2 separate regions of the Mus musculus genome follow, and region 2 is linked to region 1. Evidence: chromatin loops called from intact Hi-C (ENCODE). Cell type or tissue: heart. All regions are shown on one strand.

Region 1 (8,000 bases):
ATTCCCAGCACCTCTGGGGCACATGTCTGTAATCTCAGCACCAGGTAGAGAGAAAGGATTTCAAGTAAAAACTCGATGGTGGGGTTTGATTTGGGTTTATGAAACATGGTTTCTCTGTGTAGTCCTCCTTCTAGGTAGCTGTCCTGAAACTTACTCTGTAGACCAACCTGGCCTAAAACTGAAATCCACCTACCTCTGCCTCCTGAGAGCTGGCGTTAAGGATGTGCCACCACTGCCCAGCAACTGTGGGATTTAATATACATTTCCATCCCTCTACTTCCATCTCACCTGGAGACCAACTACTCACCTTGCAACGGGAGGCTTCCACACCCACTTCTCCTCAGGCCCCTCCTCAGCCCGCCAGTGCAGACTCCACAGTTCCTGCCATGGGGTCCTCTCCCTGGCTGTGTGTGTCAGGTGTGATTACCTCACTTAAGGACCAGACACCAGAGATGTACTTAAGGATGTCTCCAGGGCCCACTTGGTCTTTAGGCCTTCCTCCACTTGCCTCAGCCTACAGCCTCTTGCTCGGGAAGATATCCAGTACTCCAGGGAGACCAATCTTGTTCTTATTCTGCAGGACTGTAATAGACTCAGTGTGACCTTCCTGACCATGGCAGAGGCCCCTGCCAAACAGGAGGGTATTAGAGGCTTGGCACGCTTTCCTGCAGCCCTAGACACTTGTGCCCTGTCCACGCTGGTCTCACTCCACACTGCCCCCAAGCCCACCAGCCTGTCCTGTCCAACACACACTACTGCTTTGAACAATTTACCAAGATCAGCTGCCAAACACTCCCTGTTATTAGCTCATGCCTTTGGTGAACCAGGTCTCTGGGAGGTCTGAACAGTGTCCTTTGCCTGGAGGCACACACAGCTTCAATCAAAGTGGCAGCCCCTAACTAAGGCTGGTAGCTCATCCTCTCCTGTGCAGCTATGGGCAGAAATCTAGACTCCAGACAGTTCACTGGCCAAATCAGGCCCTCTAGGTTCATCACCAGCATCTTTTTTGTTTGTTTTTTGTTTTTGTTTTTGTTTTTGTTTTTTTTGTTTTTGAGAATCAAGGTCTCAAATTCTATGTGCCTATAGTCCCAGTACTCAGGGAATCAAGGTATGAGGATCTCAGATGAGGCCCGATGGGGCTACCTAACAATTTGCACGCCTGCCTGAGCTACATAGCAGACCCCACTGAGAGTTAAGGCCAGGCAGTGCTTTGTTATCCAGGCTGACCTTGAGTCCTAGACCCAAGTCATTCTGCTGCCTCAACCTGCCACATTTAGCTTAGACCACAGGCATGCACCAGTGTTCCTGTCCCCATCTCTTACTTAACTCAGAGACAGTTTAATTAATTAGAGACTATAATTAATCTGCATCAATCCCTCCACCATCTCCACACAGTGTGACATAGTCAGAGAAGAGTGTTGGTGCATGCAGGGTTACGTCTACACTCCAGAGAACTGGCTGGTGAGCCTGTGCATCAGCAGGGGCAGGAATCACTTTCAGATTCGACTTGCCATGGCCTAACTAACCTGCCATTACTAATTCACCCTCCCTGACCCAGGGAAGCTCAGCAAAAAAATAATGAGGTGATCCTGGGTGATCTCAGGAGTCCAGGTCACAGTGGACACAGGGGGCCTGCAGCAGTGTCCTGACCCAGAAAGTTCCACAGGCTTACTGCTCACCAGCCAGGGACCCCTGATGTGCTTCAGTAGGCCCTGCCTTCTCTGGTGCCTGGGCTCAGCCAAGAGAACTCAGGGACTACAAAGGGTGAGATTGCAGTGGCCCTTGCCATGGTCCCAGGAAGGAGCCAGCTGGGACATGAGACCCCAAAGCTCTGCCTGGGCAATGACAGAGATTTGGGGAGTGGAGGTCAGACATAGCTTCCTCTGCCTGCTGAGACATTCATTGGCCACTCGCGAGGGCCTTGTGCTTTTGCTTCTAGTCCATGGCTCCCCTTTGGGTCACAGTGTCACCCCTACCGCACCCCCAGAGGAACAGGCTACTGCTAAGATGGAGTAACCAGGGCCTTGACTTCTTGAGGTGACTCTGGGGAGAGAAAGCCTTGATGCCACAACCCAGAGACAACAGACAGTTCTGCTAGTGTGTCCCCTCCCTCATGCCTGACACCCGAGGGATGAGGATCCAGCCCTCACCCCACATTACCCTCCTCCCATGGATTCAATCCTTCATCCACATTAACAGGTGCAGGGTGCTTGGCCAATACCACGACCTCCTCTGAAACACGGAGGTCTCTTCAGACCCAAAGCCGAGGGGCTGTCCTGGTACCAGTAGGGTCTTCAGAGGGACAGTAGGGAAGGCTGTAGAGGGCCATGAGGCTCTGAAGAGAGGGTCGCCAGCTGGCCCTGACCCGGGCTGTGGATGAAGACAAGCTGTAGCTCTCTCCAGTTTGAGGACACCTCCAGCCCTCATGGCAAGGGCTGCTGGCATCTGGACCTCCAGGCCTGGGCACAGAGAGAGTCATGAGAAAGAGAGGAGAAGGTTCTAAGGAGATGGCTGTGGGCAGAGGCATGGAGTCAGGAGAAGGAAGGTACCTCTTTGAGACAATGGTAAGCCAACGCCAGGAGGGCCAGGAGGGCCAGGACACCAGCAGCAACTGGGACCCCCACAGGCATTTGCAGCTCCCAGCTGGTGCCGTAATTTTCCTGCGGAAAGAGAAGACAGAGTCAGAGGTCTGGGGAAGCAGGACGAGAGAATGGGCAGGATACAGTTCCTACCTTTCTGCTCCAAACCAGCGGACTCTGAAACCAAGTCATGGTGGTTCCTCACCAACTACTGTTGGGTCTCCAGGATCTTCTTCCCAGAGGTCCCCACACCCCTGACACCCCCTCAAGTCAGTCAGTGTAGCAACCACCAGGCGAAGTCTGATTGCAAATGACTGGACAGGGCCTTTCTGTTTAGCCATCTCATCCTTCGAAAGTGAAACCTTTCCTTCCCAGGCCTCCTGTGAGGGAGGGGCAACGAAGAACCAGCATAACCCATAGCCCCAGGTCAGTAGCCGCCCTTCCTGAGAGGCCCCTCCAGAAGAATTTTATGGCTGGAGCAGACAAACTGACTCCACCTCTCAGAATTACCAACCTAGTCCAGAATGGCAAATTCCAATAAATCACCGAGAGTTCTCTGGAAACAGTTCTCTAGCACCCCCTAGAGGCTGGAGGCAGATGTAAATAGCAAAGGTAGCTACCCTCTGTGCCTCCCAGAGGCAAGACTTGCAAAACTGCTGGACACATATTTCCCCAACTGTGGCATCCCAGTAGGGAAACTGAGGCAGAGGAAGCTCAAGAAATTTAGATGAACAAAGTCATGGGTATCCATGGCTGAGTGTTCCCTAGCCCCGACAGGCTGTGAGCACTTATGACAAGCCAGCAGCAGCTTATGTTACAATGAAGGTGAGTGTGGGACTGGTGATATGGCTCAGCGGGTAAGAGCACTGACTGCCCTTCTGAAGTTCCTGATTTCAAATCCCAGCAACCACATGGTGGCTCACAACCACCCGACAAAGGGATCTGACGACAGCTACAGTGAGTGTACTTATGTATAATAATAAAAGTCTTTGGGCTGGAGCGAGCAGGAACTGAGTGATCAGAGTTGACTGGAGCAGACAGAGGTCCTAAAAATTCAATTCCCAACAACCATATGATGGCTCACAGTCATCTGTTCGGCTACAGTGTACCCATATACATAAAATAAATAAATCTTTTTAAAAAAAAAAAAGGTGAGCGTCGTACACTGAGGCAGCCGAGGCAGCCCTCTCACTTCTCACTGAAGTACACTGAGGCAGCCCTCTCTCTCACAGTTGGCCAGGTGGTGGTGCAGACAGAGGAAACGGACATGGTATAGCAGTAGGCTTTTGAGACCCAAAGCATCAAATGGCACCTACACAACGTCTTACTTATGACCTATGACCAAGGAAGGTGTGATTCAGAGAGGAAGGTGTAATTATCGGGAAGTGAGAAAGACAAGCAGACTCTGAGGTGGGGGAGGGGAAGTGTGAAAGCAGGCATGCATGCAGAACACCACGTGCCACCGCTGAGAGACCCGGATATCCAACTGAGAATTGTGGGGTTCCTTTTGCTGAGTCTGCATTGGCATCTACCCTCACTCTGATGGGCTCAAATGCACCCTGGGAAATGTCCTGGGGTAATGCCACCCAATGTCTCTCTCTACACACACACACACACACACACACCTTGAGCTGGACAAACCTGATATCATGTGCTTCCAAGGAAATACAAGCAAAGGCCACCCACCCTCATGTCCAAGTTTTCTGTTCTTGTCTCTCTGCTGTCGCCACATAACAAGTATGTGCAGGTAGTGACAGATCAGGAAGCTTCTTTGTTCACCAGGGTCAGGGTCTTAGGCACTGTGACCCTATACTAACTTTCAGTACTTTGGTTTCTCCAGCTGTGAAAAAGCTCTCCCAGGGAGCCTGCAGTGGGATCGCAGCTCTCAGTGGAGGTGTGGGGAAAGTAATGGGACTTATGGTCCTGGACAAAGAGAACTAGAAGGTGGGCATGGTGGCCAACACTTTTAATTCTGTCATGCAGGGGGCAGAGGCAGGGGAATACTGTGAGTTCCAGTCCAACATGGTCTATTATGGCAAGCTCTAGTCCAGCAGGGCTACAAGTAAGACCCTGTCTAAAAATATATAATTTTTTTTTCTAAAGAGAGAGCTGTTGGGTGTGGTGGCACACGCCTTTAATCCCAGCACTCGGGAGGCAGAGGCAGGTGGATTTCTGAGTTCAAAGCCAGCCTGGTCTACAAAGTGAGTTCCAGGACAGTCAGGGATACACAGAGAAACCCTGACTGGAAAAAAATAAAAAAATAAATAAAAACAAAAAGAAAGAAAGAAAGAAAGAAAGAACAAGAGAAAGAAAGAGAGAGAGAGAGAGAGAGAGAGAGAGAGCTACCTGGTGTCCCTCCCTAGCCACATGGTTCTGTGGAGTTAGAGAACCCCAAAGATGTGATAGGAACAACGGTGTCAGTGCCCAGCACCTAGAGCAGACTCTACTTGAAACCAGGCTCCAACACTGACTAGCTAGTGAGCCCATAGTTGCCAAAGGCCTCTGAGCCCCAGTTCATGGACCTGCAGAATGGGGAGGTGCAAATGTTCCCCTAGGGCCATGGGAATGCTGACAAGCTGCTGCCTGCACAGGGCTGAGTGTGGAATGCTGGGGAAGTGTGTGTGTTAGTGGTGCGGGGCATGTGGCCTGTCTTACTTTTCAAAGGTTCCTCAGCCACCCCAGACTGGAACTTGTGGCAGGAACACACTTCCTCTTTCCACTCAGTGTCCCCAGCCTGGTAACTGAATACCATCTCTCTCCCTTGTCCCTTTGCAGGAGACAGGACTGGGCAGATCCATCCTAAACTCTGGAGAGTTGTTTTAAGGCCCACTGTTCGTTGGCCAACTCTGCCATGCATGAGATCATGGACATTCACTTGTGTTCTTCGCTTCTTCCTCCACTGGACTGACCCTCACATAAAACGTGAGGGGAAAACTACAGAGCTTCAACATTCATTTTTGCCCTCCGGTGGAAAGGGAAGGACAGACAGGTCTTCTTGGAGTGTCCTTGTTAGATATCTGGAGGGCTCTGGTAGAGTCAGTACAAGAGGGGGACTCCCGGCTGGATCCTCATCTTGGCTGCTGAGCGAGCTGCCAGAGGAGGCGCCACTCACTAGCCTACAACCTAAAGCAAGTCCGTCTCCTTGGAATACCCCACCTCTATCGCACTCCCTCCACCCCCTCGCAACTTGTGGTAGCCCCAAGAACCTTCGCATGGGGCGCCAGCTACACAACTGTAGGGCTCCCACAGCTAATCTTTGATCTCTGCCACGTACACTTGGGCCTCTCAGAATGCTCCCTGTGAATCTTGTTTCTCCATCTGCTTCAGGACGTGTGTTAGGTGGCAAACGCTCTCAGGACGGTCAGAGCTGGGTCAAGTCAACCTGGGTCCAAGGTATACAGAGGTTAGTTAGTAAAGGGTGGGCAGGCTGGTCTGATGGGCAAGGGGTCTGGACAGGGTAGGGCTGCCTAGAGTCCCCCACCCCCCCATCTCCCTCCCCGGGTCCCCGCCCCCGCCCTCCCACGCACCTGCGCTGGCCTCCCCCCAAGCCCCGGGGCAGCACTGGGAGATCAGAGGACTCGGAGGAGTCGGGCTCAGGGGGAGGGGGCGGGGAATTTCCCCCCACGCTTGCCTGGGCCTGCTCCCCTCCCCCTCCCCTCCAGGTGGGGGGCACCGCTTGGGGAATTCCGCCAAGGCAAGGCTCCGGAGAGCCTGGGCTGGGGTCCTAGGGAGTGGAAGAAATGGAAACGGGAGAGGGGGCGGGCTGGAACCGGGGGCGCAGCTGCCTTCCTCCCCAGACACCAGCTGCCCCTGCCTGTCGTGGACTAAGCGTCCACGATTCCTGTCTGTCTCCCGCGATCAGGGTCAGGGAGTGGCGTTTTCTTATTCAAGCCAGCCGCGGCGGGACCTGGGGAGACAGAAGCGTGAGGATTCCGGGAAAATGTGCGTGTGAGCGTCTTACAATGAATGAATGGATTGAATGGGAGCGCGCGCGCACTTAAATCTGGGTGCCTGTGTCCTTTTGACTGGGTGCAGTCGTGGGAGGGAGCCCTGTAACTCTCCCGTTAGGGTCCTCTAGAGGTCTGTTAACCTGGTATGTGTCCCTCCATACTCTCCCAATAGAACCCACACCGACCATGGAAAAGAAAGAAGAAAGGGTGGGAGGCATGTGTTGGGACGGTGGGGGTCCCGGGGATCAGGCGTGGGAGGCGTCTGGACCTGCTGCCTGCGCTGCAGTCGCAGGCGGGGCTTCCAGCCTTCCCTAGGGGGTGTGGGACAAGAGGGGAGGGACTTGTAGGGACACAAGGGGGGCAGGAGGCAGTGCTTTAGAAACCTGGGTGAGGGAGTCTCAAGGTGCAAGGCACAGTTCGATGGGGTGAGTGTGGGGACCCAGGCAGGACCCAGAGCTAGAAAGCCGAGCCTGAAGTCACCTCCGGCCAGATACCTTCCCTAGAGACCCCTGAAGAGCGACAGCCGGGTAGAGATCCCGGGAAGGTATTTCCTGGTCTCAGACCGGCAGCGCCAACAAAAGTAAGATCAGGACTGACGATCAAAGGACAACGCCCCCTGCTCCTCAGGTCACCTGGGAGATCCTAGACCCCGTGGGTGTCCCAGGCCGTGTTCCGTCCAAGGCACCATCTCTTTGATTAGGGAAGATGGGGACACCACATCTGCAGGGCTTCCTCCTCCTCTTCCCATTGCTGCTGCGGCTGCACGGGGCCTCAGCAGGGAGCCTGCACAGTCCAGGTGAGTAAGGCAAGGTGGCCAGGCCAAAGTCACTGCTCTCTCCTGGGCCCCAGGGAAGGGGTCCCAAAGCTGGAGAGGCGGGACAGCAGGTGGGTGGAGCAGTTGAGCAACCCGAAGGCCCCCTCGGGGATGGGAACTGGGGAGTACTGGCTGGGACCAGGCTTGAGGAGGCCCAGTGGGTGTCCAGACTTCTCCAGATCCCGCGGTTGCCGGGCAGGCTTGTCCGAATGCTTCCAGGTGAACGGCGCTGACTACCGAGGCCACCAGAACTACACCGGCCCACGCGGAGCTGGACGCCCTTGTCTTTTCTGGGACCAGACACAGCAGCACAGCTACAGCAGCGCCAGCGACCCTCAGGGCCGCTGGGGGTTGGGTGCGCATAACTTCTGTAGGTGAGGAGGGGGGTTCTGGGGTGGGTGGGTGGGTGGGAGGGTGCGCTTCAGCAAGGCTGGACCAGTGGTGGCAGGAGGAGGGACAGAGAGGCGTCTGCTCTGGCCTGGTACAGTACCCTCAGAAAGATTTAAGGTGGGCCCTATCTCAAACGAGGTTCGCAAGGTTTGCAAAAACCCGGCTTTTAAAGATATGTGACCGTTTTTTCTGCAAAGCCAGTCAGAGCCAGCACAAAGGCTTACACCCTCAAGAGGCCCTGGGATGCCTTGTCTGGTTGGATCCGCC
Region 2 (8,000 bases), 210 kb before region 1:
ACACACACACACACACACACACACACACACACACACACACACACACACACATACAGAGACACCCCAGTGACTATGTGGCTAATGGAACTGATTGATTGATTGATTGATTGATTGATTTTTGAGACAATGTCACACTCTTTAGCCTTGTCTGGCCTTGAACTTGTGGCAATCCTCCTGTTGTAGTCTGCAGGATATTGCCATTGCAGGTATGAACCATCACTTCCTGTTGAATTTGTATTTATTTATGCATGTATGTATTTATTTATCTATCTATCAATCTATTTATTTTTGATGAGATAGGGTCTCATCTATCTCAGGCTGGCCTTGAACTTGTTATGTAGCAAAGGTTGATTCTCCTGCCTTGTTCCTTCCAAATGCTGGGACAGCAGGTGTTTATAACCATGAGTTTAGTGACACAATTAGTTAGCACATGGTAGTTATATAAACTTGGCCTAGGTGGTGCCACTATTAGGAGGTGTGGCCTTGTTAGAGTAGGTGTGTCACTGTGGGGGTGGGCTTTGAGACCCTTCTTCTAGCTGCCTGGGAGACAGTCTTCTGTTGCCTTCAAATGAAGATGTAGAACTCTCAGCTCCTCCTGCATCATGCCTGCCTGGATGCTGCCATGAACCTCAGAACCTGTAAGCCAGCCCCAATTAAATGTTGTCCTTTTTAAGAGTTGCCTTGGTCATGGTATCTCTTCACAGCAATAAAACCCAAGCTGAGACTGTATTTTTGTGTGTGTACACATGTGTGCATGTGTGTAGAGGTGTGGGGAGGTGTATGTCTCAGTCACTGTTCACATTCTTTTTTTGAGAGAGCTTGCTGATTTGGCTAGATTGGCTAACTGGTTGGCAAGCTCTGGGGGTCTCTGCTTGTGTCTGCCATCTGCTCTGGGATTACAGGTGCACCCTGACATGCCTGGCTTTTAGAAAACAAAACAAAACAAAACAAAACAAAACACAAACAAAAACCATGTCTGCATGCTTTACGGTATTAAGTTCAAGGGATAGTTTTTATTTTGAATTTTAAAAAGTGAGACTCTTAGAGTAAGGCAGGCCTATCACCACACCAGCCTACTACATATGTCTGACCCCCCTGTGAGAGCAATGGCCAGAGCAAGCAGAACCTGGAAGGGAGAGATCTTCTTTTTGTTCTTCACTCCCTTTTTCAGTATTTTTAAATTATTTATTTATCTGTCATGTGTGTGCATGCGTGGTTGTGCTCACGAGTGCACCAGCGTGCTTCTGTGAAAATCAGAGGAAAAGCTTTGGGAGTGGATTTGTTTCTTCTGATATGTAGGTCCAGGGGTTCTATCAGGTTATCAGGCTTGGGGGCAAATGCTTTTACCTCCGGGGACCCCTTGCTTGTTCACGTTGCACACGGCCCTTAGACTTCTCATCATATTCTCCAAGACAGGGGTTTCGTATTAAAACTAACAAAAGCACCAGACAGCTGGGCAGAGACTTGGGAAAGAAGCCATGCTAGTAGACAACACATGCACCAGAAAGTGACTCCTATTGTCATTAGTGATCTCCATCTGAAGGGTCCGGAGGGCGCTTGCGCAGAACACTCAGCATGGGAGCTTGTTGGAGGACGTTGGCCACCGTCTGCCTTCTACTTCTCTCTGTGCTGACTGACACTGTCCAGAACAACCCAAGGGAGAGAAGGCTTTTTGACTTCTTGCCTCAGTTAATGTTTGAAGGGGTGTGTCTCTCAGGTGATTCTAGATTGTGTCAAGTTGACAATTAAAAACGTCACAGTCACTGCTGTGATGCTCGGCTCAAGCCTGCGGGATTAAGCAACCGAGAACTGTGAGCTCCCAGACTGTGAGCCGACAAAGCCGTCCCTGAAGACGTTCTCTCATGAGCTTGCTTGCTTGGTTGCTTGTTTGTTTCTTTGTTTTGTGCATTGAGAGATCCACCTGCATCTGCCTCCTAAGTCTACCACCACCTGGCCTCTCATATGATTTTTTTTCCATTAAATAATTAATTTATTTACTTTATATCCCAATTGCTACTCCACCTCTCATGTGATCTTAAAGATTTACTTAAAAGTACTTTTTTATTTTAAATTATGTGTATGAGCATGTGGTGGGTGGGGGGGAGGTTGTAGGTGGGTGCGGAAGCAAGAAGAGGCTGTTGGATTAATGTATGTCTATGAACATCTCTGAGAGTTAGTGTGTCTGGGTCATACCCACGACTGTAAGGCAGAGTGAGAGTTAGCGTTCTCTTTCCATGTGGTCCCAGGGATCGTTCAGGCTTGGTAGCAAACACCTTTATCTGCTGAGTCGCCTTGCTGGTCCTACTCTCAGATCACAACTATGGGAAAGGGACTAATGAAGACACAGTGAGAAACACTAATGACACCAACTTTAGCCAGGATGGCGAGTGGCTGCGAAGAGCTTCCATTCTGTGTGAAGCGCCAGAAGCCCTGCTGCTTTGAGAGCTGGTTGGCAGTTTCTTTCCCCCCTTTGTTTTGTGGCTAGGGTGGGAGTTGAGTCTAGGTCTTATGTGGTCAGGCTGGCCTTGAAATTGTCATGTAGCTGAGGTTGACCTATAGCCTCTAGCTCCAGAGCGCTGGGATTACAGGTGTGTGTCATCATACCCAGCTGGTTTTAAACATTTTCACTTTCAGTAGGAAGCATTAATTCCACTTCAAGAAGAGTAAAAACCTCTCTCCCTCCAAGACTTACCAGTCCCCAACAAATAGTGCACATGGTCACCACCTAATAAATGAATTTTTAAAAATGGGTGATAAATTAAGAAAAAAAAAGACAAAAGATTACCTATGACAGTTAATCTCAATCAACAACTTGTTGAGATCTAAAATCACAGGGAGATTGGAGACAAGCTCCAGAGATGATCTTCATCATGCTAACTGATACTGGAAATCTTGCCCACTGTGGGCAGTGCCATTCTCTGTGCAGGGGGTTTCCAGACTGTATAAAATAGAGGCAGGGCACTGAGAAGCGGCTTATACTCATAGCTCTCTGCAACCTTGTTATGGATGGAATATGACTAGCAGCTTTAAACCTTGACCTCCCCAGAACCTTAGTTTGTGAATTAAAGTAAGCCATTTCCTCCTCAGGTTGCTTCTGTGGAGTATTTTGTCACAGCAGCAGGAGAGTTAGTTAGGACACAAGAGAACTACAAAACAGAAGATTCTCAGACACACAGTATCAGATGAAGGACTCTGAATACAAGAGGTGGCAGAAAACAGATTGTTGGCTGCCTGGAACTCTGATGGGGGCACACTGAATGTCAGGGAGACTTTTGGAGGTAACTTTTCCACTTTTAATGGCAGCAGAAGATATGGGAGTGTGGACATTTACTAAAAGTCTTCTGACTGCAGTCATCATAGCTGCGTTTGTTGTTTATTGTTTTGTTTCTTTTTGACAGGGTTTCACTCTGTAGCCCAGGCTAGTCTTGAACTCAGCTCCTCCCCCTTTGACCCACTGAATGCTGGGAAAACATCTGTACTCGCTACACCTGACTCATACACACTTTTTACTGCTGGTGAGCCATAACCACAATAAAGTTGCTTAAGCCTGAACGGGAAAATACAACTGAGTAACGAAGTCAAAAGAAGGAAGGGAGACTAAGCCCCAGAAAGCTAGACAAAGCTATAAAGCAAACTGCACAAATGGCTGTGTGCATGCAATGAGGCGGAAGATATCCCTGTGTAAAGGTCAGCCAGATAAGAGAGCAAACACACATAAAATTAAAAAATACCTCATTAAAAGAACGGAGATGAAATACTGAGGCTGTTTATTGTGTTCCATGTGGGATAACAAAAAGTTCCAGAATCTATTGAAAACAATGGCTACACAGGACTGAATGTACACTTTAACATGGTTTAAATGATCCGGGCATGACATTTCACTCCTATGATCCCAGTACTTGGGAACCTGAGGCAGAAGGATTGCCATGAGTTTCATGCTACCCTGGGCTACATAGTGACACTATTTCAAAAGAGAATAAGCAAATAAAATGAATTAAAGGGGGTCTGGAGCTATGGCTCAGTGACCGAGAGCGTTTATTGCTCTTGCAGAAGACTGGGTTGAGTTCTCAGCACCCAACCATTTGTAACTCCAGTTTCAGTGGGATCAGATGCCCTGTTCTGACATCTGAGAGCACAGGGATGAGAGCACAAAATGTATGTAAAACATTCCTACACATAAGAATAAAACATGAAAAATTATTTTAAAATTAATCATATATAAAATAAAATAGGTTAAATAGTAATTTTTCTTAAATAATGAATTTACTGTTATGTTTGCTATAATAATAAACTCATATTTGCTAAACTCCCACAATATATAAATGGATTTGGATGACCCCAGAGCGATTTGGGGCCAGGGTTATAGAGTCTATAGGGAGTACAGACTCTTGGCTCCTAGGTTTGGAGCCCTAGCAAACAGACCCTGCTCTGACACCCACTAGATCATCTGGGAATCCAGTGAGCAGAATGGGAGAGGAGTTGGGCAGGGTGAGGAACCCCAGCTATACTCCTCAGAGCCATATTTTAACTAAACTCAATCTTGCCATGGCTCTGTCCCTGCCTCTGCTCTAGCTTGGTCCTCCAGGCCAAGAATTCTAGTCCTTAATGAAGTTCAAAGAAGGAAGTCAGGGCCAGCACTGCCTAGTGTGTACCCGCATCTCTGCCTTTCTCCACTAGAGGGCAGTAACACTCCACAGCATCATGGCACCAACTAGCTCCCAGAACAAAGGCCCATGCTCTGGGTAATACCTAGTTCCCTGGACAAGTTCAAGTTCAGATTTCCTCCCTGACAAGAAGCCACCTAGGGATCACTGATCTCTCACAGGCTCCTCCCTTCCAGGAGCTGGACCTTCTTTAGAGCAGGGCAGAAAGTGTTCTTAGCTAATCTGCAGTTCTTGGGAACCTTCAGGACCATTGTCCGCAGCCCTTTCTTGGAGAGCAGTCCTTGGAAACACAGCAGAGCCCTTTGATGGGAAAGTGGCCCATCTAGCCAGTGGAGACCAGGTGACTGCTGGGTTCTGACCCCGTTATTTGGAAGGGAAAGGCCATGTTGGAAGAAGATGTTTGTTCAGCCTGGTTTCCAGGTCTCCATGGAGGACCTGAGCCACATCTTCCCTCTGAGCTTGCTCATGTGTTCAGTGAAATAAAAGTCTATCCTTTGTTCTCAGCTCCAAGATGGACAAATAATGCTGTCTCCCTGCTTGATCTACATAAATCCCTAGACAAGCTTTCTGCAGCCCCGACCCTTCCTCCTCTTCCCAGGAAGCTGCCTTAGACAAACAGAAGGAAGGGCTTACAGCAGCAGTAAACCTGAAGGTGAGGCTTCCTGACCCAGCCCAAGTCAGCCCTCTGTGCTTTTTCTTGGCTTCCTTTCCTGGGCTCCCAGACTGCATTTCCATGGAGCTCCTATGCATCACACTATCCCATGAAGAGTCTCAAGGCTGACCAAACTGAGCCACTGTGACTGCTATCAGGGCCTAAAGCACTTGGTGTCTCAGCTGTAAATAGGTATCATGGCAAGGCCAGTCTCAGAGCTCCCTGGAGGACTAAGGCTGTGCTGGGAACCCTGGCCAATCAGTGGGAGATGGAAGGACTGGTTCTGGGAAGTGGGGGATGGGGTGCAGCAGACTGCAGCCCAGCAGAGGACATAGGGGGCTGTGTCCTTCGGGGATAGTCTCCAAAGGCAGCTATCTACTGGGATTCTCAACAACAGATCACTTTAACAGATGGCACAAATAAGAGGCTCCTTTATTCAGGGACTGTGGGTGGGACAGAAGTGCAATGTCCTCAATGTCCTGGATACACCTCACATTCTTCCCAAGGTTGAACCAAAGTCCCACATGATGCATGGCTGGGTGTCACCAGGTTGTAAAGGGACAAGTCATGGGGCTCAGCCCAGGTAAGGCAGGAGCTGAGTGAGACCTGGCCTGGTGCAGCAGGAGACGCCAGAGGAAGAAAGGGGGAATGGGTGGAGCCAGCTAGAGACTGAACTGTGCCGGATGGATGGAGGGCTTTGAAATGTGGGGTTTCTCCAGGTGTACTGTGACAATATGGTTGGCTTTCTCAGAGCTTAGTCAGAGTGTTAGCACAGTGACACTGGGGTCACAGTGTGGGCATGGGATGAAGCCATCCCTGGGCTCTCATGAAGCCTTTGAGACGATGGGAAACAGGGTTCCCCGGTGTTCTCTTGTCTCAGTCTGAGGCCTGGAGACCTCTGACACCCCATGTCTTCCTCAGAGCTTCATGAAGTCTTGGCACCTCCCTCTGGGTCCTGAACCCTCGGGAGCCATGCTGCTGTTGCTGACCTTGGCTCTCCTTGCTGGTCTCATCTGCAGAGCCCAGAGTGAATTCCCACACTTGGTGTATAATCTCCCAAGTCCTGATCCAGGCAAGAGGATCACTGGAGATGAAGGAGCGACTGTGAGCACTCACCTACTGTGAGCACTCACCTACTGTGAGCACTCACCTACTGCGAGCACTCTCCTACTGCTCTCCCTTCTGACTCCCTTTGTTCAGGGATGCAGGGTAATCAGATCTGAAGAGCAGGGAAGTCCAGGATACCCCTGTCTTTCTGGGTTATGAGAACACCGTTGGAGTGAGCAGGGCTATGATTTTTGGGCTTCCCTGTAGCATGCCTTGGTTGTGCCAATCTCTTGTGGCTTATCTACTGGGGTCTTTAGAACATTCACGGGTCTCACGCTTACAACTTTACTCAGTGTTCTCTTTGCCTTTGCTTCTCCAGCGTGGCCTGCACTGGTCCACTCAGGCTGGCATGCCCAGGAAAGGGTGAAGCTCCTCTCCAGGTAGGCAGTGGGAGGAGAGTATCACAGAGGCTTAGGGCCTTCTTCCAGATAGTTCCGGTGGCTTTAGGGCCTCTTGGTAGTGACAGAAACTACGGCATGAGTGGAGAGATGCATACACCCAGGGCACACAGACCCCATCTTCAGTTTCCTCTGCCACTCGGGACCTTAACTCTGCTCAAGAAAGGTCAGCCAGTCTCTCAGGACAGGCCAGGTCTCAACTGTCCTCACCAGTGCTTGCTCCTAGGCTCTGTCATTCTCCTACAGCACCCTAATGTTGGGTTACTATTGTCAAGTTTCACAAACACAAACACAGTCATCCTGCCCCCCCCCCAACTTAATTAAACTGCAGATAAACAATGAAGACTCTTTAAAGGTGTCAGCCTGTACAACATTTAATGTGTCCTTATCCTTTAGAAACTTCATATTAGGGCACCAAGGAGACAGTTCTCTGAGTAAAAATGCTTGCTGTGTAAGTGTGAGCCCTAGGTTTAGGTTCCAACCGCCTATATAAGAGATGGGTGCTGAGGTCCACTGAACCCAGGACCACTGAGGCAGAGACAGAGAGGTCCAATGGATTTGCTCTCCAGATGACAGCCCAAATAGAAAACTCTAGATTCAGTGATCCTACGCCCCAAAGGTCAGGTAGGATAGTGGGCCCCATGGGTAAGAACAATTGCTCCAAAGCTTGAACACCTGAGTTGGGATACCCAGAATCCAGGTTTACAAAAACAAAACAAAACAAAACAAAACCCTGAAAGGCTGTGAGTGTAGCCACAATATGTGGCAAGGCAGAAAAAAGGCAGGCAGAGCCATGGACGTTCTGGGCAGCCAGCCCCAGCATTGAGCTGGAATCCCGGTGAGAGACACATCTTCAGGCAATAAGGTGGATAGAGATGAAGAAGACACTCAGTGTCCTGCTCTGACATCTGCATACTCACAAGCATGTGTTTGTAACACACACACACACACACACACACACACACACACACACACACTCACACACTCACTCACACAGACACACACACATGCACGTGCACACACATGTGCACATGCACACACAGACATGCATGCATGCACAGGCACACTTCAGTAATGACAACAGAAAGTCTATTTTATTTTTGGGCTGTGTCTAGCCATCAGTTCCTTGAGACAGGGCCTCAATGTGTAACTCAAACTGGCCTTAAGCCTGGAACTGAT

What was found. Hi-C counts contacts between places; a loop is a spot of excess contacts. Peaks named below come from ENCODE experiments on the same cell type or tissue, not always from the same donor. Only the 100,000 strongest peaks of a DNase experiment are listed, where the experiment ranks them.
Region 2: it touches region 1 in a loop (6-fold over the local background); 6 of 42 quality-filtered maps call a loop at or near these places.

What each region holds. Positions count from the first base shown.
Region 1 is chr17:23,744,260-23,752,259 of GRCm38, reverse strand. Kremen2 (kringle containing transmembrane protein 2) reads left to right here and starts at 6,431. Exons shown (of 10, transcript NM_028416.2): 1 at 6,431-6,521; 2 at 7,157-7,325; 3 at 7,543-7,717. The coding sequence starts at 7,235. 9530082P21Rik (RIKEN cDNA 9530082P21 gene) reads right to left here and starts at 3,024. Exons shown (of 3, transcript NR_015472.2): 1 at 2,550-3,024; 2 at 2,161-2,459; 3 at 1-582. In heart, CTCF peaks have their summits at 3,168 (motif pointing left) and 5,678; DNase peaks (open chromatin) are centred at 2,289, 3,039, 5,749 and 7,419; H3K4me3 peaks cover 2,648 bases; H3K27me3 peaks cover 4,333 bases.
Region 2 is chr17:23,957,230-23,965,229 of GRCm38, reverse strand. No RefSeq gene overlaps it. Among named protein-coding and RNA genes, the nearest start is that of Sbpl, 6.0 kb to the right of the region's middle. In heart, no CTCF peak of the experiment used is centred here; a DNase peak (open chromatin) is centred at 4,659; H3K27ac peaks cover 962 bases.